Regions from separate parts of the Homo sapiens genome. Here regions 1, 2, 4 and 5 are each linked to region 3. Evidence: chromatin loops called from intact Hi-C (ENCODE). Cell type or tissue: mammary epithelial cell. All regions are shown on one strand. Each heading gives the region's core, and the rest is flanking DNA. Links, peaks and the distances in the headings are about the cores only. Region 1 overlaps PCAT5 (prostate cancer associated transcript 5). Region 2 has its middle 550 kb from the start of LINC02630. Region 3 has its middle 400 kb from the start of ANKRD30A. Region 4 has its middle 350 kb from the start of ANKRD30A. Region 5 has its middle 590 kb from the start of ANKRD30A.

Region 1 (6,508 bases), core at 893-5,892, 940 kb before region 3:
GCTGGGATTACAGGTGTGAGCCACCATGGCTGGCCAAATTTTCTTCTTATAACAACACCATTCATGTTGGATTTAGAGCCCGCACTTATGACTTCATCTTAACAATTTCATCTACAAAGACTCCATTTACAAATAAGGTCACATTTTGAGGTCCTGGTGTGTCTGGAGTTTGTTCCTTCTGGTGGGTTCGTGGTCTCACTTCAGGAATGAAGCCACGGACCTTCGCAGTGAGTGTTACAGCTCTTAAAGGTGATGTGGACCCAAAGAGTGAGCAACAAAGAGATTTATTGTGGAGAGCAAAAGAACAAAGATTCCACAGCATGGAAGGGGACCCAAGCTGGTTACCACTGCTGGCTGCGGTGACAAGCTTTTATTCCCTTATTTGTCCCCATGCACGTCCTGCTGATTGGTCCATTTTACACAGTGCTGCTGATCGGTCCATTTTACAGAGCACTGATTGGTCCATTTTACAAACGTCTAGCTAGCCACAGAATGCTGATTGGTGCATTTTACAATCCTAACTACAGAGTACTGATGCATTTTACAATCCTCTTGTAAGACAGAAAAGTTCTCCAAGTCCCCACTTGACCCAGGAAGTCCAGCTGGCTTCACTTCTCACTGGGGTTTGGACTTCAATATGTCTTTTAGGTGGAGGGCTGGGACACAATTCATCCCACAACCGTGAGACTTAGTGCAACTCACAGCACTGGTCACAGAGAACACTGGCTCTCTGAGCACAGGTTTTTCCCTAAGACAAAGAGCCATGCATATGGAGTCATTTACTTCAAAGATCGGAGGAGAACTCAATGAAATTGAGAAAAAAGAACAATACAAGTGAGGAACAAAATGAAACAGATGAAGAAAATTGATGGATTCCTAGCTTGACTATGAAAAGAAAAGGTCCAAATAAACATAATCAGAAATTCAAAAGGAGACATTACAAATGATACCACAGAAATACAACAGATCATCAGAGACTACTAGAAACAACAATATGCCCACAAACTAGAAAACATAGAGGAAATGGATAAATTCCTGGAAACATACAACTTCCCAACATTAAACCAGGAAGAAATAGAAATCCTGAAGAGACCAGTAACAAATAGTGAGCTTGAATCAATAAAAAGTCTCCCAGCAACAACAAAAAGCCCAAGAGCAGATGAGTTTACAGCCAAATTCTACCAAACATACAAAGAAGAGCTGGTACCAATCCTCCTGAAACTCTACCTCAGATTTAACCATCAGTTAAGTGTATCACCTTTCCTAGGAACAAAGTGATCAAAGACTTACAGAGAAATGAGGAATGTCAGCCAGTGGAGGTCCACCTTCTGCAGTGAAAATCAGGAAGAAAGAGGAATCGTGCTCCCTGCTATGAGCTGAAAGTTTATGTCCTCCCAAAATTAATACATTGAAACCTAGTCTCCCATGCAATGGTATTTAAGAGGTGCAGCCTTTGGGAGGGGATTAGGTCACAAGGGTTCCACTCTCCTGAATGGGATCAATGCCTTTATAAGAGAAGCTTTAGGAAACCTGTTTGCCCCTTCTGTCATGTGAGCACATAGCAAGTAGGTGCCATCTATGAAGCAGAGAACCCTCATCAAACACGGAATCTGCTGGTGCCTTGATCTTGGACTTCCCAACCTCCAGAACTGTGAACAATACATTTCTGTTATGTATTATCCAGTCTAAGGTATTTAGTTATAGCAGCTGGAATGGACTAAGACACCTCCCATTATTCCATTTTAGTATCCATTGAATATTCAGTTTAACACATTAATGGTAGCTTGTTTTCAGGGCATTGCCTTTGTCATAAACTTTAGAAGTATAGTTTCTTTTTTGTGGGGATGCTTTGCATTTTGCTTGCAACTCACATTCCTAGAGAAAAGAGAACAGTATTTCCCCAGCTATCCCGGCACATGTTTTGGACAAACTTCTCAACCTCCTGTTTCTAGTATTGGAAGTCCTCCAGGGAACGCCCTCTGGTGGGCGTCTCATTCTGACTTCGACCTGGGCTCCATCTTACAACATCTTAATTCTATGCAGAACCACCTTGATCAGATTCCTCTATAACACTACTTAATAGTTTTCCATTCGAGTTCTCCTCATAAGCATTAAAAAACCAATCTCTCTGGAATTGTTCTGAACTTCTAATCCTCTAAGCCTCCTTTCTATGGTTAGAGAATATGAGAATCTGTTTTGGGGAGGCTTGGGGTGGCTGCTTCCTACAAAATTAACAAGTCTGATGAAGATGGTGGTGAGAATCATTATTCTATTATAGTTCAGTTGGCATCAGTGAAGGCAGGGGCCATGAATCCACTGCAAGGGGCTCATGAAATATGCTTGGCTGCTTCAGATTTTTCTTTGGAGCTCACAACTTGTAAGTGTCCTCCTGGGTTAATGATAGGAGATTCTTCATCTGTCCTGGGAGAAGAAAGATTGAGTTGGGGACAGTGATTTGGATTTTTAATTCTTTGGCTTGAAGTCAAATTTTGGTGCAAATACATTACATGAAAGAGGTAATGCTATGAAAAATTATCTATTATTAGCTAGACGTGAATTTGTTTCTAAAATGAGACCCATGGACTCTGGAGCTGGGAGAAAGAACCAGACAACTGGTAAGCATGGGTCCTGCCAGGTGGGGCAGACTTGTGGAAGTCCCTGTTCATTGGGAGGAAGCATTAGGAGAGCTCTGAGAGATGAAGAGGGAGTGACAAAAGGAAGGAGAGCAAAAAAAGAGAGGCAGAAGAAACACCAAAACCAAATGTTTCCTCTTTAAAAATGTTTGCTTCGGTCAGGCACTGTGACTTATGCCTGTAATCCCCGCACTTTGGAAGGCTGAGGAGAGAGGATCACTTGAGGCCAGGAGTTTGAGACCAGCCCGGGCAACATAGCGAGACCCCTGTCTATAAAAAAACTTAGAAAAATTATCCAGGCCGGGTGCGGTGGCTCACACCTGTAATCCCAGCACTTTGGGAGGCCGAGACTGGCAGATCACAAGGTCAGGAGATTGAGACCACCCTGGCTAACACGGTGAAACCCTGTTTCTACTAAAAATACAAAAAAAAAAAAAAAAAAAAAAAAGAGCTGGGCATGGTAGCGGGTGCCTGTAGTCCCAGCTACTCGGGAGGCTGAGGCAGGAGAATGGTGTAAGTCCAGGAGGTGGAGCTTGCAGTGAGCCGAGATCATGCCATTGCACTCCAGCCTGGGCAACAGAGAGAGACTCCATCTCAAAAAAAAAAAAAAATTATCCAGGTGTGGTGGCACATACCTGTAGTCCTAGCTACTCAGGAAGCTGAGGTGGGAGGATCACTTGAGCCTAGGAGGTTGAGGCTGCAGTGAGCCATGATCATGCCACTGCACTCCAACCTGAGTGACAGAGCAAGACACTGTCTCAAAAAAAAAAAAAAAAAAAAAAAAAAAGCATGCTTGAACAAACCCTGTGAGAAAAGATTACACTCTCTTAACTGGGTCAGTATTTGTACGAATGAAGAATTCTTCTGTGTTTGCAGAAAGGGGAGACAAAGAAAGTCAGCCTTTGTTTTAACTTACTGTGATGCCAATCAGGTGAGGTGGAACTCAGGCTGTCAAGGCAGACTGATTTTTATTTGCAGGGGTGTTTCATTTTGCACAATATGATAGTGCAAATACTCATTGCACAATAGTTCGCATAATGTTCTCAATAAAAATAATTTTTAATTGCTTTAGGAGACATTCAAATAAATGTTACGGTGAGTGGAGTTTTGATGAATCACACACTCTTTTGTCATTGCATTGCAGTTAAGTGAATAATCACTTTCCTGCTTCTGCTCCACAAATCTTGATGGCCTGAGGTCTGGTGTGCTGAGTGAGTCCCACCTGCATGGACCCCTATTGTGCATGGTAAACGTGCTGTGCACAGTCAGCCGAAGTTCTAGTTCGGCAGGTCAGAGTCATGTGAAACAACTCTCGAGTTTCTCATACAATCAGAGCTAACTGCTGCCTGATGAAACAGGCAAATGCAGTGGGAGGAATACATCATAATTCCCCTTCCAAATCTGTCTGAATAAACATTTGCACAACGGCTGATCAAGGCTCTGTGTGTTAACTATCACGTCCAGTGCTGACAATTTATACAACTTCTTCGTGAAGATTCTCCTGGTGAACCTTTCATTTTTGCAGTTCATGCTATGACATTACTAGGAAGTACTGTTTGTGTTTGCAAAATACAGCTACATGCTTGCATCCATTCATGTTTATTTATATAGATGCTCTTAGCACCAGGCTAACAGCAGGTTTGACAGAAGGATAGGAACTTTTCTGCTGAAGACATACCACAGATGCCATGACTTGAAAGAACCCCATTGTTTCTTTCTTTGCCTGAACATAGCCAAGCAAGAAGGTTTTTTGGGAAAACAGTAACATGAAGAACATGGATAAAGTTAATCTACAACCTGAGACCATTACAGCCAGGAAATGGAGGTGAATTTTAAATCTTGTTGGCAGTTATTCTGTCTTTATACCTGTAATTACTTCCCTTCCTTCCCATCCTTTCTTCCCCGACCGCCCCCCCGCCCACAAAGATGGTGCCAGTGGGAGTAGAGTTGGGAACAAGGTTTAATATTGTGATTTTAAATTATTATCCTTAAAGTCACTTTGCTACCAGGTTTCCTTGGGTGTTGAATTCACATCACTTTTGTTTAAAAACGTTGGTTTTCTTTTTGTTATTTTTTCCGTCTATTGCTCCTTTGTTCTTCTGGGTGTATTTAAATCTGGAAATCTTCCTCTCAAAGGGGCTAACATTATGAAGAGTGGGAAGACTTCCACAATGAGCAAACCCTGAACTCTACCAAATCACAAATCTCATTCCCAGGTGATTAGTGATTTGGTGGAGCTCAGTGTTCATTATAAAGTTATTCATAAGCAATCATGATCATTTCCAGAGAAAAAGACAATGATTAATTTCATGGCCCCATATGTAATCGTGACTACTTTCAGGCATTTAACAATGATCAATTACCCATTCTCTGTTAATTAAGAGCTTAATCTTCCCACTCATGTAATGTGAACAATGGTGCACTGTTCCAAGCTGCCTATTATATTTCCTCAGGACAAAGACCAAAGTGATTGGTCATGGAACGCTCAGGGCTGTCACACTGGATTTCCTGCCTCTCCAGCCGAACACAGTAGGCACAGTTCAGTATTAACAGACTCATGTTTTCTATGAGCTAGGATGATGTCCTTGCCCCGTAAAGCCAACGTTGAACACATTTTATCTTTTAGCCTCAACATCATCACTCTTTTTTATATTTTTACAAATATGCATAGTGAATAAGAGAAGAATAAGGGAGGGAAGAGAAGAAGAATAATGTTCCCAACACAAAGAACAGATAAATGTTTGAGGTGATGGAAATCCCAGTTACTCTGATTTAATCATCACACATTATATACAGGTATCAAAATAGCACGTGTACTCCTAATATGCACACAACTATTAGGTATCAATTAAAAAGAGAAGAAATGTCTCAAATACCAAGTTTCTTGCTACCTAGGTTAATGCTTCATTTCCCTGCTGCCTTCTCCAAAAACAGCATCTCATCACCTGTATTCTTTCCTGTGTTGAGCCTCTGGGTTGCGGGGGACCCACCATGGTCTCTGCATGGCCACTTCCACAGAGGCTGTCACTTTGCTCCCCTCCTCTTCCAGAATCCCTGCATTTGAATGGCACGTTAGACTGACTAGTCACTGTTATAGTCATCTACAACCCCAGGGCCCTTCCGCTGCTCGCTGTTGGTTTTTGCAATATGACCATTGCCTTAACTCTTGGTGACTTAAATACCCACATACTGTACATAAGCTGGTCTCTCTATTCCCTGACCTATTCTCCAAAGATCTTATTCTAGACACCACTTCAGTCCCCCATTCCACAGTCACACTGGAATAGCTACAAAGTCTATATTTCCATTGCAAACATCCTGGGCTCCAGCTGCAGCCTCCTTCCCCTGTCACTCACTTCCTTCACTGCCCTGTCCGCAATGATGCTTTGACCTGCCTCCACCCCTTAACTGTGTCCAGAAAAAACCACATGCCCAGGCTTACTGCTCTAAGTCTCTTTCATCACCCTGCGCTTCCAGGGGGACTTGAGTGCACGTGGCAGCCAGGCTCCATCTCTATGGTCCACTCAGTGCTCCTGGCCCTTGCCCATGACTCACTGTCCTTTCTGCCCTCTTGCACCTTCTTCACTCAGTTGATGATCTTCCTTCCTTCCATCTAACAGAGAAAGCAAAGGTGATCAGAACAGAACTTCCACCTGCTCTCCTCATTTTGTCTGCCCACCTATCTGAAATCTAGGTGGAGGTTCCCAAATCTCAATTCTTGACTCCCTGCACCTGAACGCTCAACACCAAGTGCAAGCTGCCAAGACTTAAGGCTTGCGCCTTCTGAAGCCGTGGCCCGAGCTCTATGCTGGCCCTTTTCAGCTAGAGCTGGAGCAGCTGGGACACAGAGTACCAAGTCCCTAGGCTGCACACAG
Region 2 (6,508 bases), core at 884-5,883, 270 kb before region 3:
GTGAACCCAGGAGGCAGAGCTTGCAGTGAGTGGAGATCGCACCACTGCACTCTAGCCTGGGCGACAGAGTGAAACTACGTCTCAAAAAAAAAGCCATAAAAGTACACATGGCACAAACACACACACAGTGACAGTCTGGAGGTTTGGGGATGAGCTACCAACTCGATTTTTAAAAATATTTTCTTATATTGAGGTGTACTTTCTTTTCAATACCATTCATCTTCCCACAATCTCCCCCTTCAATCATTTGGGGAAAATATGAGCCTTTGAGAATTTAAAACCCCTATTTCGCAGGCAATTTTCTTTGTGTGCTTTGTCTTCTGACCACATTCTCTGTAACTCTGTCAGTTGATAGCAATCAGTATTTAGGATACATTAAGAGCATGGCAGAACCAATAATTTTTTTTCTTTTGCAGTTGAATTGGAAATTCATGCTTTTAATTGTGTTTTCAGAGATAACTTGAGGTTTTGCGTTTTGGGGGTTTTGATTGTTCCTTAAAAGAAGGGGGTGGATATTTTAGAGCAAGAGTTACTTTTGTTTTCACAAAAGACACAAATCTTATTTCATTGCTTTGTTTTTCCCCCAGGAGTTAGGTTAAAGGTTATCTCCCTAAAAACTTCAGACTGGTCATTTGGCTCCGTGCTAAGTAAATAACTTTGTTCTGAGGTCTTAACTTAGTTTAGGTAAACCCAGCAGCAGTTAGGGCTCTGGTGTTTTCATGTGCATAAACTGCACCTCAGAGGAAGTTAATGCATAGTATTGCTGGAATCTGTGGAAAATCTGACTTTTTAATTCTCTATATGTATAACGTGCTTGTTAGGCCATTTAGCTGAAAACGCATCAGCAGAGCTCAAAATAGAAATACGTATATCTAATTATGTGCATAAACAATAAGCCAAGATTGCAACATCTGGTACTTTTGCAATCATGAATACCTGGCTTTAGGCTTCCCAGCATGGGGGATCGTTTTGGTCAAGGGCACAATGACACTCCCTGGGTTCGGATAATAGGGGTGTGAAAGGAGATGCAAATAGGCCTGTTCATTCCCGTCATCGGGACTCCAGAGGCTGATTTTCTAGTTCATGGTTTTATCCTCGTTTTTTTTTTCTTCCTATCTTTAGTACAATGAACTTCTGTATTTTTTCATTGCTTGTCTTTCTAAACCAAGTTGGTGTTGAGGGGGTGGTGTAGTGACCCTTTCATATTATAATTCTTTGTTTTTTGGGGTTATTTATGTTTCTTGTCAATGTTTACCTTCTCCCTCTAATTATTCCTTTGCAGGATCATGCATTTATAAGGCTGGACAGGAATTTAAGGGGCCACCTTGGGAAAAAGAACTGAACGTGTGCTGAGCAGCTACCATGAGCTGGGGCTCTTTCACCTGCTCTCTGGGTGAACTCCCAGCCCTCAAGTCTTTGGACTTGGACAATCTGTAGCTGGAAAGAAACACAACCACAGTCCAACCCATTCTTCAGTTATATTCAAGAGGCCAAGCAAGGTGAAATCATTTACCCACGTTTCTATACCTTCTTTGCTGGTGCTAAGTGGGGATGGAGAGTGAAACCAAAAACTAAAGCCATGATAAGAACAATAAAGACAAACTGTTCCTCTGAAAGAACAAACGTTTTTGTAATCGCAGACACATTTCTTTAGCTGCTGTATAAGCCAAATACTGTTTTTCCTCTCAATAGACATTTGACAGTTGTTCTTACATAGATGTCCATGCATGTTGTTTCGTCAAATATCCACATAGAATCTGCCACAGCGCTGTGTTCCCACACCCCAACACACACAGTCCAGTGTGTTTGGTATTAGAATTCTTCGAACTGTGGGCTAAGGACATTGTTTGGAATGATTTGGATTCCAATCGGTGTTCTGCCCACTGGACGAGACTGCTCTGAGACAGTGTGGGAGGTGAGCCCAATATCAGACAGTGAGAAAGCCACTCACGTCTGGCCTCTGCTTGGTGAGCTAGAGGAAGCTGCGTAAGTGAGTGGGAAGAAATAATGAATTGCTTGCAGGAAAGTATGTGAGAATCCACTGAACAAGAGGCGGTGCTAATCAACACAGGGACTCTGACACTGTTTTAAAACAGATGCTTCCAGACTCCGAGAGGAAGGAGGGAGGACAGAATGTCTTAAATTTCTTTCGAGCCCTTCTGTTTTCTAAACAATGAAATAAAATAAAAAAAAAAAAGAATGTGGGTAAAATAGCTTCCACCCACATGATACCATAGACATAGCAATACTATATTTCCTAGTGTTATTTTGGATTAATAAACTCTCTTCTACTGTAAATTGTTTATAATTTTGTCCTCATTTTTTTCTAAACTATCCATAAAATTTCCATTTCTCTTAATTCAAGATTCAACTAACCAGTCTAGAAGAATTTCTCCAACATTTCAAGTTGTCTTTGACCACAATTTCCTTTTGACACTTAAACATATGTACTCTCTTTTTAAAAAATGCCTTTTTTTCTTATCTCTGTCTATCCCTCTAAACCCTCCTAAATAAATAATTTGGGGGTACATTGTACTTATTTTTTTCCTTTTAGCTACACCTGCTGAAATGGGATAAATTTTACTTCTCCTATTGCACTTTCTTTCTTTCTTTCTTTCTTTTTTTTTTTTTTTTTTTTGAGATGGAGTCTCTCTCTGTCGCCCAGGCTGGAGTGCAGTGGCGTGATCTTGGCTCGCTGAATGCTTTGCCTCCCAGGTTCACTCCATTCTCCTGCCTCAGCCTCCCTAGTAGCTGGGACTACAGGCGCCTGCCATTACGCCCGGCTAATTTTTTGTATTTTTTTTAGTAGAGACAGGGTTTCACCATGGTAGCCAGGATGGTCTTGATCTCCTGACCTTGTGATCCACCCGTCTCGGCTGAGATTACAGGCATGAGCCACCGCGCCCGGCCTGCACTTTCATTTTAAAATATGTTAGTGATTTGAGATCTGTGTTCATATTTATCTCTACATCTAGGTTGTAATAACCTTGAGGGCAAATGCCTCGACAGACCTTAATCCCCTGCATTTCTGTACCCAAGACTGCATGCAGTGCCTCTGTGTAATATCATGGCAGTGTATGTTGCAGACCAGATGAGGTCTTGGTTAATTAAATATTTTCATATGAGTAACTCATCTTTTCAGTGAGATCATAAACTCTGCAAGAGCTGTGCACTTGACTCCCTCTGGTACTTGACAAATGGTAGGTATTTAAGCGAAACATGAATCAGTTGAAATAAGACAGTGGGTAAGAATCTGTGTGGAACATATGCTAGCATCCTGCTATTCCTACACATTAGTACCATATGTACTACTTGCTAGATGCTGCCTTAAGTAGTTTTCAGGCATTACCTGATTTGTTTCTCCTACCCTAAAGTATAGGTATAATTACTATTCCTATTGATAAGCAACAAAATTAAGGCACAGTAAGGTAAGCAAATTGCCCAAGTTCATATTACTCAGAACTAGTAGAACTGGTATCTCACCCAAGTTTTCTTTCTCCAAGATCAAGCCATTATTCAGTAATACTCTAAGTCAGGGGTCCCCAACCCTGGACAAGGAAGGGCCTGTTAAGAAGCAGGCTGCATAGCAGGAGGTGAGTGGCAGCCAAGGGATCAAAGCTTCATCTGTATTTTACAGTTGGTCCCCATTGGTCGAATTACTGCCTGAGCTCTGCCTCCTGTCAGACCAGTGGCAGCATTAGATTCTCATAGGAACATGAGCCCTATTGTGAACTGCACATGTGAGGGATCTAGGCTGCATGCTCCTTATGAGAATCTAATGCCTAATGATCTGTCACTGTCTCCCATCACCTCCAGATGGGACCATCTAGTTGCAGGAAAACAAGCTCAGGGCTCCTACCTATTCTACATTATGGTGAGTTGTGAAATTATTTAATTATTTATTACAATGTAATAATAATAGAAATAAAGTGCAAAATAAATGTAATATGCTCAAATCATCCCAAAACCATCCCCCGCCCATGGATGGAAAAATTATCTTCCACAAAACCAGTCCCTGGTGCCAAAAAGTTTGGGGACTGCTGCTCTAAATAATTTATGCCCTATATTACTTGATAATAAATATTTATTTTTTCATTAAGTTAAAATCTGCAGACAAATATTCTTCCTCTTTAGGACATAGTTGTGTGAGTTTGGACAAACGCATACACTCATGTGATCATCAAAAAATGAAGATAAACAATAGTTTATCAACAAAAAAAAAACCCCAGGTTGCTTTAAAGTCAACACTTCCCTGGCAACCACTGATCTTTTCTCTATACTTATGGTTTTGCATATTTCAAAACTGAATTATATAATATGTGGTCTTTTGAATCTGACATACTTCACTTACAGTAATCACTTCAGAATTCATCCATGTTGTGGCTTGTATCAGTAGTTTATTCCTTTTGTTGCTGAATTCCATTGTGTGGATATATCACAGCTTCTGCAGTCACCGGCTGATGCGTGACTGAGTCGTTTCCAGTTTTTGTTGATTCTGAATCAAGCCAATTTAAAGATTCGCATACAAGTATTTGTGTTAACATAAGTTTTTATTTTAGTTGGAATGATACCTAGGAGAAAGGTTGCTGGGTCATGTGATAATTATATGTTTAGCTTTCTGAGAACTTCCCAATTCTTTTGTGAACTTGCTGTACCATTTTGCATTTTTACCAGAAATATATGTCTCCATTGTCTCCAAATCCTAACTGGTATTTGGTACTGTCATTTTTTTTTTTAGTTTATCCTTTTGAATAATTTTATAATTTTAGATTTTCCATTTAAATTTATAATTCACTTTGAATTTTATTAATTTTAAAAATGCAATGCATCAAATTATTTGCTTGTTTTGCATATGAATTTTCAATTGTTCTAGCACTGTTTGTTAAAAAGATTATACTTTCTCCATTTAATAGTCTTTTACCTTTGTCAAAAATCAATTGACCATAGATGTGTGAGTGTTTTTCTGTACATTCTATTCCAGGGGCAGCAAGCTATTTTTTTTTTTCCTTTTGTAAAAGGTCCAGAAAATAAATATTTTAGGCTTTGTGGACCACATAATGTTTGTTTGTAACTACTTAATTCTCTTTACCACAAAAGCAGCTATAGAAAATATACAATTGAATAAGTGCACCTGTGTTGCTAGGCTGAATTTGGCCCCAGGAGCTATGGTTTGCTGATCCTGGCTCTATTATATTCCATTTATTTATATGTCCACTCTTAGGCTAATACCATGCCTTTTAGATTGGTGTAGTTCTGTAATAAGTCTTGAGATTAGGTATAACAAATCCTCCAACTTTGTTACAATTTTTTTTGACTATTTGCCTTTCTACATAAATTTTACACACAGCCTGTTGATTTCTACAACAAATCCTGCTGGGATTTTAATTGGAATTGTGTTGAATCTATAAATCAATTTAGAGACAATTAATATCTCAGCAAATTTGAGTTTGAATTCTTCCAACTAATAAGCATGATATATCTCTCTTTTTAATTTTTTTCATCTTTATTGATTTCTTTCATTAGTGTTTTATAGTTTTCAGTGCATATACTTTGAACATATTTTGTTAGATTTATACCTAATTTTTTTGTGTGTAATTTTAAAATTTTCATTTTCAATTGTTCATTGCTAGCAGATATAAATGTGATTTAGATTTGCATATTGACCCTATTTCATGTGACCTGGTAAGTTTGCACAATAGTTCTCATAGCTTGTTTATAGATTTTTTAGAATGTTCTACATAATTATGTCATATGAAAATTGTTTTAATTTTACTTATTTATTCTATATTCATTTTATTATTTTTGTTTGTTTGTTTGTTTTGAGACAGAGTCTTGCTCTGTGACCCGGGCTGGAGTGCAGTGGTGCAATCTCTGCTCACTGCAAGCTCCGCCTCCAGGGTTCACACCATTCTCCTGCCTCAGACTCCTGAGTAGCTGGGACTACAGGCGCCCACCACCATGCCCAGCTAATTTTTTGTGTTTTTAGTAGAGACAGGGTTTCACCATGTTAGCCAGGATGGTCTCGATCTCCTGACCTCGTGATCCGCCTGCCTCAGCCTCCCAAAGTGCTGGGATTACAAATGTGAGCCACCATGCCCAGCTTATTTTATAAGTTTTTTTATTGCACTGGCTAAGACCTTCAACATGATGTTAATGGGAGTAGTAAGAGTGGACAGCTTTATCTTCTTAATCTTAGGGAGAAAGAATTCAGTCTTCCACCATGCAGTATGATGTTAGCTATAACTTTTTTTGTAGACTCATTTTTTCTTAAGGAAGTATTCTTCTATTTCCAGATTGTTAAAGAGTTTTTATCATGGATACATGCTGAACTCTGTCAAGTATTTTTTCTATATCTATGTGGATGCTCACATGTTTTTCCTTCTTCATTAGGTTGATAAGACGAATTACATTAATTTTTAAATGTTGAACTAGTCTTTTATTCCCTGGATAAGCCCTGCTTGGAATAATGTATTATCCTTTTTCATGTTACTAGGTTTGACAAACTACA
Region 3 (6,508 bases), core at 578-5,577:
CCCTGAAGTGGAAGAAGAGATACCTTGGAGCTCACTTCATACTCCTGCTGTGAGGTACACATTCTAACAGAAAGAAACTGGGCAACCCACCTGCCAGAGATGTAGAGAAACATAACAATTAAGAACATGGGGCCGGGCGGCTGGGCACGGTGGCTCATGCCTGTAATCTCAGCACTTTGGGAGGCCGAGGCGGGCAGATCACCCGAGGTTGGGAGATTGAGACCAGCCTAACCAACGTGCAGCAACCCTGTCTCTACAAAAAAAAAAAATACACAAAATTAGCAGGGCACGATGGCACATGACTGTAATCCCAGCTACACAGGAGGCTGAGGCAGGAGAATCACTTGAACCTGGGAGGCGGAGGTTGCAGTGAGCCGAGATCGCTCCATTACACCCTAGCCTTGGCAACAAGAGTGAAACTCTGTCTCAAGGAAAAGAAAAAAAAATTACGGCCAGGCACGGCGGCTTATGCCTGTAATCCCAGCACTTTGGGAGGCCGAAGTGGGCAGATCACGAGGTCAGGATCCAGACCAGCCTGACCAACATGGTGAAAACCCGTCTCTACTAAAAATACGAAAGTTAGCCGGGCTTGGTGGCACGCGCCAGTAATCCCAGCTACTCGGGAGGCTAAGGCAGGAAAATGGCTTGGACCCCGGAGGTGGAGGGTGCAGTGAGCCGAGACTGCACTATTGCACTCCAGCCTGGGCGACAGAGCAAGACTCCCTCTCAAAAGTAAATAAATAAATAAAAAATTACAAAGTAACCAATTCAGGAAACCGAGAGGAGAGGTTTGGGAGGTGGTTTAGTGAGGTAATCCACATTTTCTGATGATAAATTGTCGCTCGGTTAATTTATTAATCAGAAAGGAATAAATTGGCCTGGCGTGGTGGCTCACGCTTGTAATCCCAGGACTTTGGAAGGCTGAGCGAGGCAGATCGCTTGAGCCTAGGAGTTCCAGACCGGCCTGACCAACATGGAGAAACCCCGTCTCTACTGAAAAAAAAAAAATACAAAATTAGCAGGGCGTGGTGGCACATGACTACAGTCCCAGCTACTCGAGAGGCTGAGGCAGGAAAATGGCTTGGACCCGGGAGGCGAAGGTTGCAGTGAGCAGAGATTGCGCCCCTGCACACCAGCCTGGGTGACAGAGCAAGACTCCCTCTCAAAAAATAAATAAATAAATAAATAAATTTACAAAGTAACCAATGCAGGAAACCGAGGGGAGAAGTTTGGGAGGTGGTTTAGTGAGGTAACCCATATTGTCTGATGATAAATTGGCACACGGTCAATTTATTAATCACAAATGAATAAATCGGCGTGGTGTGCTGGCTCACGCTTGTAATTCCAGGACTTTGGAAGGCAGAGCAGGGCAGATCGCTTGAGCCTAGGAGTTCCAGATTGGCCTGACCAACATGGAAAAACCCCGTCTCTACTAAAAATAAATACACAATTAGCCGGGCATGGTGGCATATGCCTGTAATCCCAGCTACTCGGGAGGTTGAAGCAGGAGAATGGATTGGAACCGGGAGGCGGAGGTTGTAGTGAGCCAAGATTGCACCCCTGCACTCCGGCCTGGGTGACAGAGAGAGACTCCATCTCAAAAAAAAAAAAAAAAAGATTACAAAGTAACCATGTAGGAAACCGAGAGGAGAGGTTTCAGAGGTGGTTTAGTGAGGTAATCCATATTTTCTGATGATAAATTGGCGCCCAGTCAATTTATTAATTAGAAAGGAATAAATTGGCCTGGCGTGGTGGCTCACCCTTGTAATCCCAGGACTTTGGAAGGCAGAGCGGGGCAGATCGTTTGAGCCTAGGAGTTCCAGACCCGCCTGGGCAGCATGGTGAAACCCGGTTTCTTAACAGAAAAACAAAACAAAAACCCCGAAAATTAGCCAGGCATGGTGAGCCGCGCAGGTAGTCCCAGCTACTCTGAAGGCTGAGGTAAGAGGATTCCTTGAGCCCAGGAAGTCGAGGTTGCAGTGAGCTGTGATGGCACTGCTGCACTCCAGCCTGGGCGACAGAGTGAGACTCTGTCTAAAAAAAACAAAGAAAAAGAAAGTAAATAAAATTGCTAAATCAAGGAACAGCTTGACACTTTATTATACAGAGAAATAGAGGCAGCATTTAGCAGGCACCAATGTTCACTTAGTGGGAACTGCAGGTGTTCCCCGGACCGGAGGCTGCTTCTTTTCCAAAGGAAATCTATTATTGACTACCAATAAAAAAATACATTGTAGGTTTGTTACAATATACAAATGGCTAAATTTTATATATCCACGACCATATTCTAGCACAGCTCTAAGCCTTTTCATGCTCTGAAATAGCTACTATTGTTACCTCCATTGTAGAGAAAACAGATGCCAGAGGCTGTTTTGGAAGGACCGTGGAAACTGATTGACTATGAAATTGACTTGTATGTTTCGGACTTAAAGGTTTTTCCTGCTCTGCTCGTTACATTTTCACATTTTAGATAACATACCTCTTAAAATAGTGGTCCTTTTAAAATTTGGAGGGATTCCTCTTCCAATTTGAAGTTTTTTCTTGCACTAAACATTTGGTCAGACTAAGATCATCCGCGTTTTATGTCAGTTTAAGTACATTTTTAGACATTGTTCACGTAGAAATGTAAATATGAGCTTACATTGTGTGTAAAAGGAAATAATAGCTGCTTACAACCATTTTTGTCTCATAATACAAATCCAAATCAATATGTTATTGGAAATGCAGGCTGGGAGGGGAAAGAAAAGATGCAGAGAGAAAAGCCCCATCTCTGCTTGGAGTTCAGCCCTGGGTCTCTTTTCCCTTCCTCCTTCCTTCTCACAGCTGTCACAGTGACAGAAGAACACAGGGCTGCCTTTTAGTGACACCTGCTGGGACAGACCTGGCAGAAGAGATTGCAGATTTGGTTGTTTCTTGGCTGCCTCTGCCAGCCCCTGAGTCAGCACCCCACTCCATTTCATGCTGAGCTTGGACAGCTCAGGTTTAAAAAATTCCCCCTTCCCTTGGGGCAACTGCTTTCCAGCCTCCTCATCATTCCTAAAGGAGAATGACCTACATGCCAGCATGACAGAGATCCAGAAATTTATAGAAGCTTCATTGTGAGCCTAAATCCTTAACAGGGGCTCAAACTGCCAAACACCAAATGAAGAGAGAGGTTTTGCAGTAAAGCAGGAAGTCATTAAAATAATGAATCACCCGGCTGGGTTTTGAGCTCCTTTCCCACTAATTTAATGGAAAGATTTATTGTCTTCACAATTTACGCTTTCCTAAATTTTGCATAAATTTATCATTTATATCTTCACATAAGTAATTCTTTGTGTTTTATCACTGAGCAAATTCTATGTAGCAAATCAATGCTATATTTTGGCAAACTCATGTTATAGCTTAGAAAATACTACAGCATTGTAAACTGAGGGCAGCATTAAGCAAATTATATTTACCTTTGTGACCGCAAAACAATGATTCAATGCTTTTCCCATGAAATTTGTCTTTCGATATTGGTAGTGGTTTTTAAATAAAAAACATGAATTACATATCGATTAAAACTTTACTATTGTTTTTAGAAACTGTGACTTCACCAGTTATGAGCGGACTTGAAATGTGTAGTTTTTAAGTTTGGAAATCCTTTGTAGTTTCATTTACTTTTCCAGGAAGAAAGTGAGATATTTTTTGCTGCTGTTGCCTGGTTTTTGTTTGTTTTTTGACCATAAACAAAACTTAATGGAGCCCCAAATCTACTAACTCAGTCCTCCTTTGGTAACATGCCTTTTTCTGATTTCTAGACTTTAGTTGATATTTGTGACACACTAGTTCTATTATTTAAAAATTTAGAAAAGTACTACAAGAGTAAGAAGCAAAGAGCATGAGCCACCGTGCTGGGCTGCTTTTAATTTTTGATATCAATCTTTACTTTTTTTTTTTTTTTGAGACAGAATCTCGCTCTGTGGCCCAGGCCAGAGTGCAATGGTGTGATCTCGGCTCACTGCAACCTCCATCCCCAGGGTTCCAGCGATTCTCCTACCTCAGCCTCTGGAGTACCTGGGATTACGGGCAACCGCCACCACGCCTGGCTAATTTTTTTTGTATTTTAAGTAGGAACGGGGTTTCACCATATTGGCCAGGTTGGTCTTGAACTCCTGACCTCAGGTGGTCCACCTGCCTTGTGTCTTGGCCTCCCAAAAATGCTAGGATTACAGGCATGAGCCACCATGCCTGGCCTTTTGCCTATTTTTATTTTAAAATCATCTCTTCTTTTCGATGATTTTTTTTTTTTTTTTTGAGATGGAGGCTCCCTCTGTCGCCCAGGCTGGAGTGTAGTGATGTGATATCGGCTCACTACAACCTCCACCTCCCAGGGTCAAGCAGCAATTCTCCTGCCTCAGCCTCCTGAGTAGCTGGGATTACAGGCACCCACCACCATGCCCTGCAATTTTTATATTTTTAGTAGAGATGGGGTTTTACCATGTTGGCCATGCTGGTCTTGAACTCCTGACCTCAGGCGATCCAGCCACCTCGGCCTCTGAAGGTGCTGGGATTACAGGCATGAGCCACCGTGCCTGGCCCCAGATTTTATTATTCTTAAAAAGCCAATTGAGAATTCCTAGCATACTCACTTAAAAGGAAAATTTAGTTTGCTATAATATTACTCATATTTGCTATGGTGAATTCATCTCTAGAAAGGTTCTTTGTGTAATTATTTTATTATCTCTCTAATAGTTAATTCTCCACATTTTGTAATATTTTTGCACACTCACCTTGAATGGGAGGTTCTCTACATGTCTTAGTCATGTAACTAACAGAATCCACCCTCTTTCCCCACTAAGCACACTTACGTATAGTCAATAAAATATGGGCTGTGTGCGGTGGCTCACACCTGTAATCCCAGCACTTTGGGAGGCCGAGGTGGGCGGATCACGAGGTCAGGAGATCAAGACCATCCTGGCTAACACAGAGAAACCCCATCTCTACTAAAAATACAAAAAAATTAGCTGGGCATGGTGGCGGGCAACTGTAGTCCCAGCTACTCGGGAGGCTGAGGCAGGAGAATGGTGTGAACCCGGGAGGCCGAGCTTGCAGTGAGCCAAGATTGTGCCACTGCACTCCAGCCTGGGTGACAGAGCGAGACTGTCTCAAATAAAATAAAATAAAATAAAATGTCAGTTCTTCATGGATATTCTTTGAATCATCTAAATGGGGACTCTTGCTAGAAATAGTGAATCATTAATTCTTCCAACTACTGTACTCCTTTCCAATATATTGTCTTACTGATTTTTCACCTTTTCCTATTTCTATCCTTCTTGTTCTACTAACTCATCTGTCATTGGCCTTATTCTATAGCCAACCTCAAATTTCAGTCCACACTAGCTGTGAACAGCACTCAAATTGCTGTTGTATTCTTAAAATATAAATTTACTTCATAAAGCAAAAGTGAATTATGTGCATGTTACAAAAAATATTCATAGCAGAGATAAGATGGGATGGTATTTGCTGGGATGCACAGCATCATTTTTTCCAAATTAATTTCGATCAGAATTCTCTCCTCCCTACCGCCATGCATAGCTGTTCACTCACCTGTTATGAACGACATCTTAAGTTATTTTTCATCTTATCTGATCATATGACTTGAATTAAGCTCTAGATCTGCTGAGGGCAAACACCGCCATGGAATTAAATTTGCAAGAGTGAAGGAGGAGGAAGTGGGAGAAGGTGGGAAGAATCTTCAGACTAGGGTTCAGATCTTATACCTGTAGAGGGAAAGAGGGAAGGAAGGCTGATTGGGGTAGAAAGAGACTGCAGCATGGTTCCAAGAATGCTTTGGCCAGGTCAGTGGGGACTCCTCAAATTAAAGTTGGCCATTGGAGAATCTCACAACTTACTGGCAAAGTCCTCACATACAATCCTCACTGTGCTCTATGACTGTGGAAACATGACTGCTGCACAAGTGTAGAAGTGAGTCCAGAGACAGACAGGGCTAAAGGAAGGCTGTCATTGACTTATGCTGTCCAAGTCAGGATATCTGCATTGCAAATTTCCATGGTCATTAAAATCCATTATCCCCACCTCCAAATCCCAACACTGCACAGACATATTTGTCCAAACACGTTCTTCATACCAGTGCTTCCAAAATTCCCATAAGCCTCTCTTTCCCAAGGGGAATCTTAGAAAAGGAAGGTTAATGAGCCCATGCTATAGCGATTGGTCTCAGAACTGCCTTTGAATGCCCAGTTGTGAGAGGGGAACAGAGAAAGAGAGAGTATAGGAGTGGGGAGAGTGTGTGTGTGTATCAGTGTGTGTATGTGTGTGTGTGTGTGTGTGTGTGTGTGAGAGAGAGAGAGAGAGAAAGATTATCTCTGCTTCTTTTGTGGAAAAGCAGCCCTACCTCCTCCTGCTAATCAGGGTGTATTCATCCTGCTGGATGGTGATGTATTTCTTGTCTTTTGGTTGCTGGACCTAAGGAATCTAAAGCATGCAACAGATAACCTTCTTTAGAGAGCAAGACTTGCCTGCC
Region 4 (6,508 bases), core at 800-5,799, 54 kb after region 3:
TGTGTGAAGTCATGTCCTGATATGATTAAAATTTGGACATGATTAAATCCTGGACATTGATTAAATCCTGGACATTGCATATAAGAAACCATAATATGCAGATCTCAGTAACGTTGTCTTCTTCCAAAGAGAATTTACTGTTACTTCTGGCGAGCAGTTAGAGTAGGGGCAGGTAGCCTCAATGCTAATCAGGGCTGATCCATAGCAGGGCGTTGGAATTTTTTTTTTTTTTTTTTTTTTTTTGAGACAGTCTCGCTCTGTTGCCCAGGCTGGAGTGCAGTGGCGCGATCTCGGCTCACTGCAAGCTCCGCCTTCTGGGTTCACACCATTCTCCTGCCTCCGCCGGAGCTGCGACTACAGACGCCCACCACCACGCTTGGCTAATTTTTTGTATTTTTAGTAGAGACGGGGTTTCACCGTGTTAGCCAGGATGGTCTTGATCTCCTGACCTTGTGATCCGCCCGCCTTGGCCTCCCAAAGTGCTGGGATTACAGGCATGAGCCACCAAGCCCAGCCTCTTTCCTCTTTCTTTCACAATGTATTCGTTGTCTACTCTGTGCTGGTACCTTACATTTATTATCATATTATTTAGTAAAACCCCTCTGAAATTAAAATTACAAACGAGGAAAATAAACATGGAGACTACAAGCAACTCATCGAAATTTGCTTGTGTTCAAATAGGATACCTGAGATTAAAAACCAGAACGTGATTATTTTATTTTCTTTTTTATATTAATTCTCTCTAGTCTTTTTTCTTTTTCACTTTGTCTCTTCTCTCAGTGTTTCAGTCCCTCCTTCCCTTTCCCTTCCTTTTTTTTTTTCCCGTTTCTTTATAACAGTTAAGGAAAAGGTGTGGTCTGAAGACATTTTCAGCCTAGACTCTGACTAGCCAGAATAGCGCATGGGGTGGCCCTGTGATGATCCTCGGGCAGTCTGATGAATCAGGAAAAGGGAGGCCAGATGTGCTACACAGTTCAATGTCTGGCCCACCATCAACCCTTCTCCAGTAAGAGCCGTTTCACATGTCCCTCTCTCTCTCATATCCTACTTTCCCAATTTACCATGTATTTGTCCACTTTTTGCCATCCTCTCTTCGCCTACTTTAGTTTAACTGCCATTATCGTTTGTTTGGAACTACATCAGCCTTCTAAATGTGTCCCCATCTGCAGTTTTGCCCAACCCCAATCCATTCTCCCAACTGCAGTCAAATTAATCTTTCTAAAAGGCAAAACTTGCGTGATGTCACCTGTGTGCCAATTCAGTGGTTTTACGTATCCCTCATGGTAACACTTACCAGGGCCCTGAAGGCACATCACGGCCTACCCCATCTCTCCTGTTACGCTTTCTGCACATTTTCAATAGTGCCCTGTCATCTTCCTAATTGTATTTTGTATTTTTACATACTGTTCTCTCTCTAGAACTGGAAGGTATTTACCTTTTCCTGTTCTATCTTGGGTAATGTCTTCTATTTTTAATACCAACTTAGGCATGACCTCTTCCAAGAAGGTTTTCCTAATAACCAAAGGCAAGATTGGGTAACCTTTCTACAGGCTGCCCTAGATCTCTGTGCAGTCCATATCACCCAGCTCATTGGGTGTTGTCTTCTTTCCCATTTACTTCACTCGTATCTCATTCACCATTATACCTCACAATTAGCATGACATGTAGAGGACCTTCATTGATTGTTTATTTGGTAAATGACTATTAAATGAGTGGTATGAAAATAAATGTGCAGCAAAATACTCATAGTGTGACCTAATTATATGCAAAAAATCTGCAACAAGCACATACATGAACACATACATAAATACAAGAGAATTGGAAGACTATATAGCACACTAGTTATTATAGTTATACTAAAAATATAAGTCAACTGTACCATTCAATCAATCAATCAAATGAAGTAGATTAATCCTGCTCACAATCACATTGGTATCTATACCATATTCTAATTTTACATTACCTGGAGTTTCACATGCTTTTGCATATCACTTTCTGAAGTGGCATTGTACTACTGGGATTTGAGCCTTAATTTGATTTCATAATTTACATTCTACAATTACATGTTAGGTTACTATCATGTTCTTAGCACTTGACTAGGTGCTGCAGTAAAAAGAGATGATTTTACAACTGTTTTTGAATTGCTTGCAAACTTTCGGAGAGAAATAATATTAATAGATAGATAAAATTTAGAATTTTTCTACCAGGAGCTGCATGCAGTTTTATGTAAAATATTAAGAAGTTGGACTTCATATATTTTTAATGCCTCTCCCATTCTGCTTCTGACCCTGCAGCAGTTTCTTCTGATGTAATGTAGATATTTTGGGGCATATAATCCCACACTTAAAAAGAGCCTGAAAGGACTTTAGGGAGGTAATAAACCATTGTTTGCCTGAAGGTCTCCTTCAACATTATCACTAAGTGGCTACATTTTCCAGACTTGAACTCTTTCAGTTACAGGAAGTCAGTGCTTCTCAAGAGTTTCCCACTTTGTGCCTCTCCTGTGTTTTCCAATCACATTGTCAAGAATAAGTGCAATTCTTCTTCCCTTATTGACCAGTGACTGTCTGAAGCTTGCTATTTTGTTACCTCTGAATCTTTGCTTTTTACTGCTATTTAAAAATCCCTGATGTAGACAGGGATTAGTCCATTTATAGGGTTGGCTTTTTGGAATCATATACAAGTGTATTTATCTCCACAATAATTTTTTTCTTCTGGGATTTTTGTCTGTTCTCACTCACAAAAATATTTTATTGGTTTCTAATGATCATATGTAATTGTGTGTGTGTGTGTGTGCACGCGCACACATGAATGTATGAATATTTGTAGTGAGTTTGTGGTAAAAGCATTTTGGAAATATTACATTTTTACTCTATTAATTTGATGACAACGTAATGCAATCCTGTTTATGTTACAATGTGCTATTTGATTTAAAGTTTGAAAAAAGAGGCAATTGGGAACAATTACTCAACAAACTTACTGTGAAAATTGGCTCTTTTTTTCCTATTACTGTGCTTCAGAAATGCTTCTCTTCCTAAGATCCAGTGGAAGTTCAGAAACTGGGAGATAATTGTGTCCTTGGTAGGGACAGAGTGACACCGTGTGGAATAAAACAGAACAGAGCTACCCCATGAGGCAACACATGCTCTCCCCAGAAGAGCACAACTGGAAACAAACCAGCTTTTCAAGTAACTCACCTATTTTTTTCCTAAATTTGCCTTAAATTACTTATTGAAAATGTGAACCAGCAGCAAAGAGAAAAAGCTCACCAAGATGGCACATGCAATTAGAGTGGAATTCATAACATTTTATAAGAAGTATTTTATATTCTACATTAAAAATAAGCTTATTTATTTGCTGTATATCTTATCTTTTAGAAAGATGCTTGTTCATTTAAATGGGCTTACCAAATATTAATCGAATAAAAAATGGTTTGTTATTTGTTTATTCATTATATAAACCATTTCCAAAGAAGAGGTTTCCCTCCCTCCCTTCCTTCCTCCCTCCCTCCCTTCTTTCCTTCCTTCCTTCCTTCTTTCTTTACCTTATGAGGCTCTAAAAAAAAACTTACAACTCAATGGCAATTCAAATGTCTTTAACTCGATTCTTTAAAGAAGAGTGCCTGGAACTAGATAACATGATGAGCCACTGCCATAAACAGCAAAGCTAACAGATGCATACCAATAAGGTTTGCACAATTATTTAATATATTTTGTCATAGTATGAGTCGTTGGAGGAACAAGAGATGTTTGACACAGAAAAGTGTCAATACATTTTAGTTATGTTATGTTTTTATTAACGTTTTCAGGCCTTTAATAAAAAAGAGGGTCGATTTATTCTGTGATTAACAGATAGTACTTATGGGGGTGAAACATTTTAGCAAGTTACAAGAAGTAAATTTTACACACGAAGAAGACCTGTGTGAAATTTAAGTGGTCTGCTCCATCCAATGCCAACTCTAATTAATTGCTAATAGCTGCCTTGAGTACTATGCCTCTAAGGATCTGAGGTCATGTTCTGGCTCAGTGGGTAGTTCTATATTTGAATAGTAAGGCTGGCTTGTGCACAAAGGTGAAGGAATTGGGGCGTATATATCGGGTGTTACCCTTTCTGGCCGAGAGAATACTTGATAGAAATGGGCTTCAGTGGAAAAACTAAGGGACAGAATAGCTTCAGTTTTAGCTTGGCCACGTACATTGTGTAAATTTTCCAAGCCTATTTTCTTCATCTCTAAGCATAGCGCAATAATCTTTATATGGTTGTTATGGACATTTAAGATGTAAAATAACGTGTCTAAAGCAACTAATGCAGAAATGCTTATAAACGATCTTGTGATATGTACTAATAAGTGATAACTATCATTACTCCCTTGTTCTTTTTTTTTTGTTAATTGGGATCATACCTTTAACATACATTTTCTAAAAGTAAATTCTACTTTCTCTTTGAATTACAGTGATTTTCTTGTATGCTTATGGTTATTAGGCATAGGTAAAAATTTTGTAATAAATAAAGATGAAGAGATCTAAGAAGGAAAAATGGAACCACAACATTATAGTATTAGAGAAGCCATCAGAAGAAAGTTTCAAGAGAATGGTCAATATTATAAAATGCTGCAGAGGACCATGAAGGAAAAAGACTAAAATGATGGGGACTTGATAATTGGAAATAACTGATAATCCCAGAGAATGAAATTGCTATTGTGAAATATATGGGAGGTAGAATGTGATTCACCGAGGACATAATGAGTAAGGAGAACATGATATGATAAAATATTAAAAGACTTTTTCCTAGGTTTTCTATCAGAAGCTTTTCTGTTGCACTGGCATGAAGAAGATATTTGGAGAAGAAAATATAAAATAAAATATATGATTAAATTAATTATTTCAGTTACCACACAAAGCTCAGATCAATTCCCCTAATTTTTTGATGAATGCAAAACGATCTATATCTATATGTCTTTTCTGATCTGAAATTGGAAAACATGTTTTTATTAAGAAATTTGTTTTTTTTTTTGAGATGGAGTCTCACTCTGTCACCCAGGCTGGAGTGCAGTGGCGCGATCTCAGCTCACTGCAAGCTCCGCCTCCCGGGTTCATGCCATTCTCCTACCTCAGCCTCCCGAGTAGCTGGGACTACAGGCACCCGCCACCATGCCTGGCTAATATTTTTTGTATTTTTTAGTAGAGACAGGGTTTCACCGTGTTAGCCAGGATGGTTGCGATCTCCTGACCTCAAGATCTGCCCGCCTTGGCCTCCCAAGGTGCTGGGATTACAGGAGTGAGCCACTGCGCCCGGCCAAAAACATTTTTTTAAAAGAACAACTGTAGAGGTGCAGATATTTCTATCAGTTCTCCCGTAATTGCAACTGGCACCTTTTATATGAGAGGAACTCAGGAGAGACTATTTTGAGACCTTATCAGCCTTCCTACAGTTGTGTAATGCTGGAACAATGTGTTTGGGGACCTGCTGTCAGGCACCAGCAATATAGAGGTGGGGAGAGAAAAACAGAAGAAAGTTAAGGGCAGAGTACTTATCGTATGTGCATACTATATTGTTGAAGCTAGGTAGCACAGGGTTGGTATGGAGGGGAAAAGACATTACAAGTGCACTGATACATGTCATCCTTTCTCTTTTCCTTTTTCTCCTTTTTGAGACAGAGTCTCGCTCTGTTGCTCAGGCTTGAGAGCAGTGACACAATCTCGGCTCACTGCAGACTCCACCTCCCAGGTTCAAGTGATTCTCATGCCTCAGCCTCCCACGTCCATTTTATTTATTTTCCAATTTTATTTTTAAGCTTTTATTCAAGTTTTTAGTTTATCATGGTGGAAAGAGAGATAGAAAATAGTTTCAAAGCGAGACCGTGTATGGTGGCTCACGCCTGTAATCCCACCACTTTGGGAGGGTGAGGCGGGCAGATCACCTGAGGTCACGAGTTCGAGACCAGCCTGACCAACATGGTGAAACCCTGTCTCTATTAAAAATACAAAAAAAAAAAAAAAAAATTAGCCGAGCGTGGTGGCACATGCCTGTAATCCCAGCTAGTTGGGAGGCTGAGGCAGGAGAATCGGATGAACCTGGGAGAAGGAGGTTGCAGTGAGCCAAGATCATGCATTGCACTCCAGCCTGGGTGACGAGCAAAACTCCATCTCAAAAAAAAAAAAAAAAATTGTAAATTCTTTAATATCTAAGAGATTTGCTTTCATCTTTGCAAGAAATTTTAGATAATTGTTGATATCATTTTAGTACCCTTTACATAGTGGGGACATACTTATAAAACAAAGACACAGTGAGAAAAATATTAGAATGGTTGATAAGTAACTTACTGTTGCTATCACTAAAATATTCATGATAGTAATTGTTTAATTTACTGAATGTCTTGCACCAGGTCTACTCAGCATCATACAAACATTGTACTTAGAGAATGAATTATTTATTTAATCCTTATAAAATTATTCCGAGACAGATAACAAGTAAGGAAATTGAAGCTCAGCATGGTAGAGAAACTTCC
Region 5 (6,508 bases), core at 557-5,556, 190 kb before region 3:
ATGATTTATTTCATAATTAGTAATTTATTTTATTTTTATGAATGTAGCATTTTTTCTTCTAAATTTATATTAAATTTAAACATGTAACTAGGGCATTAAATTGTAAATGATGTAATTCTCATTTTATCAACCCAATTGCCAGTAACAATTTATGTTAGAGCTGTTGGCTTTGTGTAGTTTTCCAAAAAAGAAAAATCCTGTTTGGTGTGCCTAGGTATGATGTCATCATTACCAAGTCATTAGTCACTTAATCAAGGCCCTCATAAAGTGTCAGCTAAGCTTTTCCAGAGCATGAGAATGGTGACTAAAAATGCCTGTTGTAGAAATATACAGTTTGTAATGTTCTAGTACAGTGTACATTGGCAATAAACCACCAGAGCACAGGGGAAGAAAGAAGACATTATGAGATGCAGAAAAATTAACTAAAATGGTGTAATACGTGAAAATGGTTCACACAGGGCCTGCTACAGACTAGACACCCAGTAGGTTTTTTAAAAATTTGTTTTCTTTTTCCTTTTTTCAAGGAATGGGAAGTGAAAGTTCTTTTGAAAAAATTGTATGTTCATTGGCAGAAATTGGTCTCATTTGATAATGTTTCACATTTTAAATAATTTGCTAATTAGTAATGCTAAAATTATCCCTACATGGTGTCAAAACGTGGAACAAAATGGAATATAAAAATTACTCATGTTTGGCCAGGCACAGTGGCTCAATACCTGTAATCCCAGCACTTTGGGAGGCCGAGGCAGGCGGATCACGAGGTCAGGAGATGGAGACTATCCTGGCTAGCACGGTGAAACCCCATCTCTACTAAAAATACAAAACAAAAATAGCCAGGCGTGGTGGCAGGCGCCTGTAGTCCCAGCTACTCGGGAGACTGAGGTGGGAGAATGGCGTGAACCCGGGAGGTGGAGCTTGCAGTGAGCTGAGATCGTGCCGCTGCACTCCAGCCTGGGCAACAGAGAGAGACTCCATCTCAAAAAAAAAAAAAAAAAAAATTACTCATGTTTAGCTAGTAAAAAGTAAAAAATTGTATATATAAGGATTTTATTTTTATGCCACTGATTATGATGTACATATAAAGTCTATCATGGGCCAGGCGTGGTGGCTCATGCCTGTAATCCTAGCACTTTGGGAGGCCAAGGCCAGTGGATCATCTGAGGTCGGGAGTTCGAGACCAACCTGGCTAACATGGCAAAACCCAGTCTCTGCTAAAAATACAAAAATTAGCCAGCCATAGTGGCTCACACCTGTAATCCCAGCCACTTGGGAGGCTGAAGGATGAGAATCACTTGAACCCGGGAGGCAGAGGTTGCAGTGAGCCAAGATCATGCCATTGCACTCCAGCCTGGGCAACAGAGTGAGACTCTGTCTCAAACAAACAAACAAAAAAGGCCAGGTGTGGTGGCTCACACCTATAATCCCAGCACTTTGGGAGGTCAAGGCAGGTGGATCATGAGGTCAGGAGTTCGAGACCAACCTGACCAACATGGTGAAACCCTGTCTCTACTAAAAATACAAAAATTAGCCAGACGTGGTGGTGCACACCTGTAGTCCCAGCTACCCGGGAGGCTGAGGCAGGATAATTACTTGAACCCCAGGGGGGTGGAGGTTGCAGTGAGCCAAGATCACACCATGGCATTCCAGCCTGGGCGACACAGCGAGACTCTGTCTCAAAAAAAAATAGTCTGTTGTGACATGGGGAACCATATAAATGGTGACAACGTTGTCATCTCATGTTAAGATCTATGAGAGGTTTGCTATACCCAGAAACATTTAGTAACATGTACACCCAATACATTAATTTACTGTATATTTTGAACCTAAGGGAAACATAGCCGTAACTGCTCCCTCAATGGGGTCAGATGCAGATTTCACTGTTCTGCTTGGCCGTGGTGGGGATCCCCTTCATTCTTCACATTTTTAGGTCCTTCTTTCTTAACAAGCACTTAAGGAAAAATAATAACCTTCAATAGGCAGAGAAGAACTGTTTTGTGGTCAAGGACATTTATGTCTTAAGTCCCTGCTTAACATCATTAATCAAATTCTCAAGGTTTATTTATGAGAAACCAGAGAATGTCAAGGGTCCAAGACTGAATCTTGATTTTTCTATTCCAAGCACCAGTTTCCTCATGAAGACTATAGTCAAAAATAAAATCTGTCTACTTGATGGTTGAATTTATTTCTGCCTAATCACCTATTCAAACACACCAACTGAGGATCTAAAATATTTGTGTGTGTGTGTGTGTGTGTGTGTGTGTGTGTCTGTAATTTTCAGTAGTCTAGAGCAACAGACCTCCATTACTTTAGCCTTCTAAACACACATTTTACTCCCTGCGAATGACTTAGTAATGGAATTGTCTGATTTAGCTGGAAACTTGGCTTTTCTCTATTCATATGCGACTTAGTGTTCCAGCAATTCTCGTTTATAACATGTTAAAACTACTGGGCAAACTTTACATGCAATGGAAAAAATTTCACGTACATCTGTGAGCCCATATACTGAGGCGGGAGGCGTGCAGATGGAGAGGTATGGAGGAAAATGTTAATTTCCATTTTTCTCTCTGGGGATGCAAGCATTTAGCCTACAGCACTGGGAGCCTCATAAGTTATTACGCTGCATGTGAGACTATTGTCCTCTTCGAAACAGTAGAGTGTCTGAGAAAGCATTAAATGCTAAAAGCAAGAGAAACTGCTTTAAAGTTATGAAATTTTAATGAGACATTTGCTGAGGCAAATGTCTGAAGAGGGTAAAAATTTTAACATTCACAGAGCTAAGAATATAATTCAGATGTTTTGGTGATAGCTGGCACAAAGAAAATAGAAACAACTTGTATCATTGACCAGCAACTGCTCGCTGGGGTGTGATTGAACTTCTTGTTGCTAAAAAATCTAATGTGAGTATGAAAGACAACTTAGTATGTTTTCCTTGATCCAGAAACATCACCATGTGGACTCAATTATATCTGTTGTGACGGGATAGGTTCTCAAAGTCCCAGTGGCCTCCAAGTGTGCTTGCTCTAAGCCGATTATCTCTGAGGTCATGGGACAGAATGGTGCCCAGACCCAAGTAAGATGCTCAAGTCACATGGCTTGCTAAATCATACAGCAAGATGCAAGGAGAAAGAGAGGAAGTAGGTTCACAAACTTAGGAAAGGGAGCTAGCAAAATGAGAAGACCATGACACCTGAATCCGGTGTTACACAACCTTCACATATCCTGTTTCTCTGACACATAACCCTGCCCTGCGGTGGTGTGGTTTCAAGGTCCAGAGCGCAGGGTGAGCAAGGGGCTTAGTAAGTGCCCTGAAGCTAGCACTCACTTCCTCCCACAGAGAGGCACATGTTCAGGGACTCCTGGCCAGCAGCTGGGGCTCACTGGAAACTGCTGAGATGCTCTGGGATTTGTCTGCATATCCTAGGTAGGAGACATATGGGGCCAGAATGGAGGTAACCAAAAATTGAGGAAGATCTAGTGCCCCATAACTACTTAATGCTTCCTTAGGCCTTTTCTCCCTTCCTATCCATGTTCAACACACTTAGGCTGAACTTACTTTTCTGAGTCTAATGATTCTCACAAGCTACTGACTATTCTGTAGTCAGCTTTATGCCCTTAATTTGTATCTCTGTGTTCTATAAAAGAATTCAATAATCTCAAATGATGTAACAATTACACTTTTTTAGGTTAAGATGTCAAAATGAATAAATCATAAAGTAAAAATGTGGATATTTCCTTTTATCATGCAAAGCTTACTACAGGAGTTTTCGCAGGTTCTTGTAGCTTTCTTGTACCTCCCAGGATTCTCCTTTGCAGCTTTTTCCCATCACAGGAGTTGTATAGCCAGGGGCTAGAAGTATAATGAGCAGCTCCCGAGATATCATAATATTTCTCTTCTGTCTGCTCTCCTCCTCCTCTTTCTTTCCAGCATCCTCTCCTCCTCTTTCTTCTCATTTTCCTTCTCCACTTTCTTTTCCTTCCTTTCCTTCCTTCTGGTTAATCCTGATTTGGAAATTTTGGGTTATATACTTGCAAATCATTTACCCATTAATCTTTTATCCAACTGTAATATATCTTACTTTATGTGAATAATAGTGAGTAGAAACTCACCAGGTACTAAACTAATTAAAGTTTTTCCCATGAATTGAGAAGCAGCTGAAATATTGACTGCAGAACACTGCTTTAATTATGGTTCCTGCCCTCTAGCATTAGGTAAGTGTTATTGAGAGTCTGTTCATTCTATTTTTGACAGGTTCAAACTTATGCAACGCTAGCTGAGGATAAAATGTACATCAAGAAAGTAAGACATGCCAAAATATGCTTAGTTTATGTTTTTATTTTATTTTTTGAGACAGAGTCTCACTCTGTCGCCCAGGCTGGAGTGCAGTGGCATGATCTCAGCTCATTGCAATCTCCACCTCCCAGGTTCATGTGATTCTCCTGCCTCAGCCTCCCGAGTAGTTGGGATTACGGGCGTGTGCCACCACACCCAGCTTTTTTTTTTTTTTTCAATATTTTTAGTAGAGACAGGGTTTCATCATGTTGGCCAGGATGGTCTCAATCTCCTGACCTTGTGATCCCCATGCCTCGGCCTCCCAAAGTGCTGGGATTACAGGTATGAGCCACCACACCTGGCTGGTTAGTTTATTAAAAGAATAAATTGAAAAAGAAGTCAAAAATATATATTCTGGGCACAATGAATTCTAGATCTATATTAACATGATCAGACAGGTTAGTTAAAATGACAGGGAAGACCAAAACATATTTGTAGGAATATGTGCTTCTCTGCCTCTTACATAGATACAGTGATTTCTCTATTAGATGTGCTAGGCTAAGGAGTATAAAAATATAAATACCATGTAGAAGTTGCAATTTATATTTTAAAAAGAGTGCTCCTCTTCTTCTCCTTTCTTTTTTTTCTTTCATTGTCTTTCTTTTTTTGTCCTATGTTTTATATTTACCCTGAACTAAAGAATGAAAGTGACATTATTACTTGGAGTCTTTTGTATTTCTCCTTTAATTTAATCTAATTTAATTTAAAATATATAATTGACAAATAAATATTGCACAAGACCTCCTTTAATTTTAAATACCCAAATATTTAAAAATGTAAGTATGAATATTTAAATGAAAAACATTTAAATTTTAACACTTAATTGAAATATTTAAAACATATTTTGAAGAGATATATGTAAGTAACAGGATCACCAACGACAGAGGAATCTGGAAAGAACTTGCATATATACAGGATAAGTATGTAAACTGTGCAATAACTTCAGCTGACTTGGAGGGTACAGCTTATTTTTATTTTTATTTTTTTGAGACAGGATATCACTTTGTCACCCAGGCTGGTGTGCATTGGTGCAATCTCTCCTCACTGCAGCCAATCTTCCCACCTCAGCTTCCCACATAGCTGGGATTACAGGCATGCGCCACCATGCCTGGCTAACTTTTGTATTTTTTGTAGAGACGGGTTCTCAATGTGTTGCCCAGGCTGGTCTTGAACTCCTGAGCTCAAGCGATCCACCTGCCTTGGCCTCCCAAAGTGCTCAGATCACAGGCATGAGCCACCATGTACGGCTGAGGGTATAACTTTTAAATACTAGTAAAACAGCCAAGATTACCTTCTCTTTTTAGATATTCTTTTTAAAATAATCATATTAGACATAAGAAAATCTGGAATTCCAGCTCCGTCAATCATTCACTAAAAACTGAGACCTTACTGTATGCCTACAAGTAAATGAATTAATTTCTCAGGGGTGAGTTGTGGGATTTTTCTCTTAAATACACATTACACGTATTTGAAAATACATTTTCAAGTATAATTAGCTCGTTTTAAATTGGCTTCTATTGGAAAAGATGATTTTTTTTTTTTGAGACGGAGCCTCGCTCTGTTGCCCAGGCTGGAGTGCAATGGCGCAAGCTCCGCCTCCTGGGTTCAAGCAATTCTCCTGCCTCACCCTCCGGAGTAGCTGGGATTACAGATGCCCGCCACCACACACGGCTAATTTTTTGTATTTTTAGTAGAGACAGGGTTTCACCGTGTTAACCAGGATGGTCTTGATCTCCTGACCTCGTGATCTGCCTGCCTAGGTCTCCCAAAGTGCTGGGATTACAGGTGTAATCTACCGCGCCTGGTTGATCTTTGTTTTTTAAAACAGAGATCATACCTCAGCCAATGAAACATCACACTTCTCAAAACTGTTTTAGTTGAGATATTAAACATGCTTATCTTAAAGCTATTATGATTGTGGTAAACAGCAGCACTCTCCCGCTCAGCTTCTTATGATTAACCAACTACAACAGAGGCTTCACATACTCATTAGCAACCACACAAAAGATTCTAATTTCTGTTTCTGGAGTAGAATGTTTAATTAAGTCACAAAAGGCACTTTGCAATTAGTAATTTTCACTCTTCTTCTTTTTTTTTTTTTTTTTTTTTTGAGACGGAGTCTCGCTCTGTTGCCCAGGCTGGAGGGCAGTGGCGGGATCTCTGCTGACTGCAAGCTAC

What was found. A loop is a pair of places that touch in the nucleus more often than their neighbours do. Peaks named below come from ENCODE experiments on the same cell type or tissue, not always from the same donor. Only the 100,000 strongest peaks of a DNase experiment are listed, where the experiment ranks them.
Region 1: it touches region 3 in a loop (15-fold over the local background); 3 of 110 quality-filtered maps call a loop at or near these places.
Region 2: it touches region 3 in a loop (5-fold over the local background); 2 of 110 quality-filtered maps call a loop at or near these places.
Region 4: a loop joins it to region 3, with 7 times the contacts of the local background. A loop is called at or near these places in 4 of 110 quality-filtered maps.
Region 5: a loop joins it to region 3, with 3 times the contacts of the local background. A loop is called at or near these places in 2 of 110 quality-filtered maps.

The regions. Positions count from the first base shown.
Region 1 is chr10:35,779,843-35,786,350 of GRCh38, forward strand. The region is part of intron 1 of PCAT5 (prostate cancer associated transcript 5); the gene reads left to right. Among named protein-coding and RNA genes, the nearest start is that of PCAT5, 4.8 kb to the left of the region's middle. RefSeq lists an enhancer at 3,502-5,521. In mammary epithelial cell, for the core only: a CTCF peak has its summit at 2,024 (motif pointing left); DNase peaks (open chromatin) are centred at 3,739 and 5,099; H3K27ac peaks cover 1,576 bases.
Region 2 is chr10:36,448,612-36,455,119 of GRCh38, forward strand. No RefSeq gene overlaps it. Among named protein-coding and RNA genes, the nearest start is that of LINC02630, 550 kb to the left of the region's middle. RefSeq lists enhancers at 329-867, 868-1,406. In mammary epithelial cell, for the core only: no CTCF peak of the experiment used is centred there; no DNase peak of the experiment used is centred there; H3K27ac peaks cover 828 bases.
Region 3 is chr10:36,722,806-36,729,313 of GRCh38, forward strand. No RefSeq gene overlaps it. Among named protein-coding and RNA genes, the nearest start is that of ANKRD30A, 400 kb to the right of the region's middle. RefSeq lists an enhancer at 2,641-3,156. In mammary epithelial cell, for the core only: a CTCF peak has its summit at 2,864 (motif pointing left); a DNase peak (open chromatin) is centred at 2,986; H3K27ac peaks cover 963 bases.
Region 4 is chr10:36,776,336-36,782,843 of GRCh38, forward strand. No RefSeq gene overlaps it. Among named protein-coding and RNA genes, the nearest start is that of ANKRD30A, 350 kb to the right of the region's middle. In mammary epithelial cell, for the core only: a CTCF peak has its summit at 3,103; a DNase peak (open chromatin) is centred at 3,106.
Region 5 is chr10:36,531,563-36,538,070 of GRCh38, forward strand. No RefSeq gene overlaps it. Among named protein-coding and RNA genes, the nearest start is that of ANKRD30A, 590 kb to the right of the region's middle. In mammary epithelial cell, for the core only: no CTCF peak of the experiment used is centred there; a DNase peak (open chromatin) is centred at 3,269; H3K27ac peaks cover 1,999 bases.